Linked DNA regions of Homo sapiens: region 2 is linked to region 1. A link is a loop called in an ENCODE intact Hi-C map of the cell type or tissue named here. Cell type or tissue: heart left ventricle. All regions are shown on one strand. Each heading gives the region's core, and the rest is flanking DNA. Links, peaks and the distances in the headings are about the cores only.

Region 1 (2,920 bases), core at 147-2,646:
ACGCCTATGTGTTCATTTCCTTTCTGGGGTTTTGCAACTTTCCCACACAGGGGAACACAGGCCTCCTATGCTCTCAGATCCTTTGCTTGCAACGTGTTTTCTTCCACAATGTCTATGGGAAAGCACTGGTTCCCATTATCCACATTCATCACTTTCCCTCTCTTCTCTTTTCTTGCCCCACCCAGTCTGCCAGCCCCTCAATCAAGGCCTCTTTTGCTTTTGTGTGGGATAAATGCAGGCAGGGGGTAGGGAAGGGCAAAGGTGAACCTTCTTCTACTACAGCGTTATTATTCTCTTCGCATTTCTTTTGGTCTTAGTTCTTTTGGTCTTAGTTCTTTTGGTCTTAGTTCTGCCCGGCTGGTCTTCTCCTTCACCTGTATCTGGTCCCATAGCAATTAGCCCTTCCTGTGACATCATGTAAAGAATAATCTAGGCTGGGAGTAGTGGCTCACAGCTGTTATCCCAGCACTTTGGGAGGCTGAGGCAGGTGGATCACCTGAGGTTCAGGAGTTGGAGACCAGCCTGGCCAACATGGTGAAATCCCATCTCTACTAAAAATACAAAAAAATTTGCCGGGTGTGGTGGCATGACCCGTAGTTCCAGCTACTCAGGAGGCTGAGGCACAAGAATCACTTGAAACCAGGAGGCAGAGGTTGCAGTGAGCCGAGATCACGCCACTGCACTCCAGCCTGGGAAACAGAGTGAGTCTCCGTTTTCAAAAACAAACAAACAAAACAAAACAAAAACAGTAAAGAATAATCTAGTAGAAATGCGCTACCTGGTGTGCATTTAATTTTCCTGAGGGCTCTATGTCCTAAAGTTTGATCTTCTTTCTGTCCCATGTCATAAGGTTAGAACGCGCAGGGTTTTGGCAAGCCTGAAGCAGAGGGCATAGATTCTGTTCTTTGTCTGTCCTGAGAAGAGAAGCCCTAAGGAGGGCAGCTCAGATGGCCCAGGTGGGAGGCGGAGCCACCGGGTCCAGAAGGTGGCCTGGATCAAGCCTTTAGTCTCAGGAGATAGAGTAGTTTCAGGTGGGGCATGGGAGGTGCCTGTGTCTCGCAGGCTCACACTGGTCCTCTCTCCCTGCTGGACAACTGGCCTTTGTGATTTCCTGCCTCTGACCCCACTTTCCAGATACTTCTGTACCAACTCCCACTGACCATAGACAGATGGATATAAAAGATCATGAGTCCAAGACATAATGTGTATGGCTCTTGATTTAGGGCTGTAAGATGTCGGGGATAGGGGATAATTTAGAAATACTTAAAACAAAAACAATTTTATTATAATAAATACGGACTAAAGTGGGATATACATTCTATTAGGCTGAAAAAAAATCAGGTCCTTTTTTTGCTGTCTAGTGTTATTACAGATGAAGTTTTTAGGAAAGAAGTGAAAACGTACAGTTTTGCTTAAGGCACAGACGTTAGAAAGTCAGTGTCCAACATAGCCTGAACAGTTGGGATGTGGACGACTACGACACGCTCAGGTGCCACCTGTGGTCAGAATGCAGGAGTGCACTCTCAGTTGTGTTTGTGCCGCTCTGCCTGGAGCAGGCTCTGTCATTTTCGCAGCAAAGTTTCACATCTCTCTAGCTGTGCTGTTACTATGGTGAAGGAGGCAGTAAAGGCACTCATCTGTTTCCCTCTTTCAACACCATTGATCATGCTTCATCATCTGAGAACTGATGTTTTCTAGCCACCATTACACCTCAAATTTAGGAAAACACCAAGCATGTAATTCAAAGTTGCTAAGAGGCTGTGTGGGTGGATCACTTGAGGCCAGGAGTTCGAGACCAGCCTGATCGACATGGCCAGACCCCGTCTCTACTTAAAATACAAAAATTAGCTGGGCGTCTTGGCACACGCCTGTAGTCCCAGCTACTCAGGAGGCTGAGACAGAAGAATTGCTTGAGCATGGGAGGCGGAGGTTGCAGTGAGCCAAGATTGCATCACCGCACTCCAGGCTGGGTGACAGAGCAAGATTGTTAAAAAAAAAAAAAGTTGCTAAGACTTCATAAGACTGGGACCACAGGGACTGGTTGGAAAGTGACTTTGTTTCTTGCCCTGAGTAGTGTTGTATCAAGAACCCCAAATTTTGGCTGACAGCTTCGAGAGTATCATTTTAAAAGTAGAACACTTACAATAAGATGGTGTTGGGCCAGGCGTGGTGGCTCACACCTGTAATCCCAGCAGTTTGGGAGGCCGAGGGAGGTGGATTGCTTAAGGCCAGAAGTTCCAGAGCAGCCTGGGCAACATCGTGAGACTCCCATCTCTACAAAAAAATTTAAAAAATTATTATTTCATTGTAGAAATGTGTAAAGTAATGGCTTTAAGCTTGTTTTATATAAGGTTTGTACAAGGTTCATTTTGCTTCATGTCATTAGTGATTTTCTTTTTCTCTTTATGACATTTTGAAGGAAATCATTTAGACCAAGAAGGTATTTGATATTCTAGATCAGGACTGGGAAATTCGATGCACTGCAGAGAGACACGTGTGGGGCAAGCTGGATGTTGTACAATTTGGATGGAAGAGGACTGTGGTGTTCTGGAGGGCCCATAAGTCAGCTCGATGAGGAACGCTCTTTTCAGGTCCAGCTAGTTGTAGCCATATGGAAATGTGAGCCCCAGGTTGCCAGAACTGCTGTTTCAAGAGAATATAGAAATCCAGATTTTCATGTAAAATTGTTTGATTTTTTTTAAGTTATATGGGACTTACTAAAATAAACCTGTGTGCCCAATTTGGCCTGTGGGTTGCCAGGTTGTGACTTTTATTTTAGACTTTCTGGTTTATACTTCTTTTGTTATAAAAGTGAAAGCATGAGACTCCATAGGTAAGTTTTGGCAGCTTATATCAAATAAATACAGACAGTAGAGAGATTATTTTTAATCCAGTGAGCAATTAAAACTCCTTCCAAATG
Region 2 (2,920 bases), core at 316-2,815, 49 kb before region 1:
GCCTCAGCCTCCCACGCAGCTGGGACCACAGACATGCCCTGAGCCCCTCATTACATATTTTTCCACACTTTTTTTTCCTATAGTAATGAGGTCTCCCTATATTGCCCAAGCTGGCCTCAAACTCCTGGGCTCGAGCAATCCACCTCTGTCTCCCAAAGTGCTGGAATTATAGGAATGAGCTAACGCACCCGGCCTCCTTTTTCTTTAATAAGATGTATACAAATACCCTTTGAAATAAAAAATTGTAAACCTCTCCAATATCTGCATTCCCAATCCATTCCAACATAAAAGCAGAGAAGTACTGGCACACATACCTTCTCCATTACAATCAGAGCACACAGACTGCATCTGTTGTACCATCCCTGGAGCCAGCTGTCTGATCATGATGCGCACACCTCGACCTCGACAAGCACTACACTTTTGGACAGCTCCAGACTTTCCGCCTTGGCTAAAGCAAGCACAAGTTATGCATTAGGTTTTTGTCCACAAACCACTCCAATAAGCTATGACACACAGAAATTGTGCTTTTACCTTCATCTTCAACCCCAATAACTTGTATTTAAATTGACTTCCAGAAGTATCAGAAAACATTCTGCTAAGATTTTTTTACTTATTTATTGAGATGGAGTCTCACTCTGTCACCCAGGCTGGAGTGCAGTGGCGCAATCTTGGTTCACTGCAACCTTCACCTCTCGGGTTCAAGCGATTCTCCTACCTCAGGTGATCCACCCGACTCGGCCTCCCAAAGTGCTGGGATTTCAGGTGTGAGCCACCGCACCCAGCCGTAAGTTTTAACTTATAACAATTTTTACGTGGTACAGACATTCAGTGTGATACTTAAAAGAACAGACAAAATGTACCCAATAAACCAGAAGACACACTTACCCACTGCATGCACTACAGAGCACATTCTTGCTAAGTTGTAGTTTGGTTGTCTTGCCATTATACAGATCTTCTAAAGATACTCTGGAAAGAAAAGAATCGGCTTCAATCAAATTTTGCCACATTTTGTCAAATACAAGATATAAGTAACAGCTGATACAGCAAATTCGTTATCAACTTTTAAAACAGAATTCAAAAACACCTCATAATCTCACATTAAATCAATTAAACTGAGGCTTATATTATGGCTCAAATTAACAGAAATATTTTATGACTACAGACAGTACATATATGATACCCAAAGCCAGAGCCTATAGCATCAGGCCAACAATTTGCTGTGGTGGAATTTCTGATAAAGCTGATGACTTCGCAAACTCAAATATCACAACCTTCTGTTCTGAGGCATAAGCCCTCCACCTAACTCCTAATAAAAACCCTTCAGAAGAGGTACAATTATTATTCCCATTTTATGTGATAAAACTGAGGCACAGAACAGTCAAGTAACTTGCCCAAGATCACATAGGTATCTGGCTCCAGAGTCCCTGTTTCCTCCATGGACAATTTAGAAAGGCTACAAAGTTATATTTCGGCTTAAGGGAGTCACTTAGATGGCATATGTCTTAAAAAAAATAAAAGTGGCCCTACCTATAGTATGACAGAAAGGAGGGATAGAATAGTTTTTCATGCCAGGTGCAGTGGCTCATGCCTATAATCCCAGCACTTCGGGAGACTGAGGAGGGAGGATTGCTTGAGCCCAGAGTTCAAGACCAGCCTGAGCAACTTAGAGAGACCTCATCTTTACCAAAAAATAAAAAATAATTAGCCAGGTGTAGTGGCATGTCTGAAGTCCCAGCTACCCAGGAGGCTGAGGCAGGGGAATTGCTTAAGCCCTGGAGATTGAGGCTGCAGTGAGCTGAGATCGTACCACTGCACTCCAGCCTGGGGGACAGAGTGAGACAAGTACTTATGTGTGGAGTTTTCTACTTGTGGCATCATGATGGTGCTCAAAAAGTTTCATATTTTGGAGCATTTCAGATTTCAGATTAGTAATGGTCATCCCGTAATGATCTGCTTTAAAATCCTGGGAGTTAGAGGAACAAAAAAATAGTTTAAAGTATTTTACAAAGCACCTATACTATTTTGTGATATTCAAACTTTCTTAAAATTGTTATTCTCAGAAACTTAAAACTGTTGTAGGCAGGATAAGAATACCACACGTATGGACAAAACATTACCAACAACACTGTCAAATAATGACCTATCAACAGCTGAGCTTTAGACCAAAACGCTTGTTGCATCTTGTATACTCTGCATAACAAATCATTTAAAGAAAATCGGCTTTCTTCCCCTACATATTAAATTACAATTGGTATGCACAACCAGTATCCTAAGCCAGAGAAAAATACACATCTCAACAAAGAAGGCCAAGGAAGGAAAAATGCAGGTAATGGTTTGGCAAGGCTGGCACTCTCCACTAGTGGGGCCTAAACTGGCACAATCCCTCTGCAAGGCAATTTAGTTGTATTTATCAGCCTCAAAACACTCATGCCTGCCTGGGAATCTCTGCCAAGGAGAAACAAAGCTCTACATAAAGATACTCATAGCAGCAGTATCTATTACAGAGAAAAAACCTGGGAATACCCTATATAAAAGGTAAATAAATCATAGAATGCAGTATTATAAACATAGTATTTGTAATAACAGGAAAATCTGAAATGTTAAAACAGCAGAAAACTTTCACTATATAGCATAACTTTTTTTTAAACATGAAGAACTATAAAGTACAGACAGCACTCTTTTGACCCTATTTTCTTTTTAGACCATTTCTATATTAAAGAAAAATATAAACGAATTAACCTGCACTGCACAAATATTACCATTGGAATGGTATCCAAATGTTAATTTCTGAGGGTAAATTCTTTTAAAAAACAAATTTAAGGATTCAATGAGACTCAAAGTTAACAGATAACATGACTTCCTCTAATTTACTCAAGTGTATAAACTAGGATATTATGAAATATTTTAAATAAGTACCTGA

Evidence for each region. Hi-C counts contacts between places; a loop is a spot of excess contacts. Peaks named below come from ENCODE experiments on the same cell type or tissue, not always from the same donor. Only the 100,000 strongest peaks of a DNase experiment are listed, where the experiment ranks them.
Region 2: it touches region 1 in a loop (9-fold over the local background); 15 of 110 quality-filtered maps call a loop at or near these places.

The regions. Positions count from the first base shown.
Region 1 is chr16:47,016,838-47,019,757 of GRCh38, forward strand. No RefSeq gene overlaps it. Among named protein-coding and RNA genes, the nearest start is that of DNAJA2-DT, 45 kb to the left of the region's middle. In heart left ventricle, for the core only: a CTCF peak has its summit at 1,499; no DNase peak of the experiment used is centred there.
Region 2 is chr16:46,967,199-46,970,118 of GRCh38, forward strand. It overlaps DNAJA2 (DnaJ heat shock protein family (Hsp40) member A2), which reads right to left. Exons shown (of 9, transcript NM_005880.4): 4 at 886-966; 5 at 315-448. Among named protein-coding and RNA genes, the nearest start is that of DNAJA2, 5.0 kb to the right of the region's middle. In heart left ventricle, for the core only: no CTCF peak of the experiment used is centred there; no DNase peak of the experiment used is centred there; H3K27ac peaks cover 96 bases.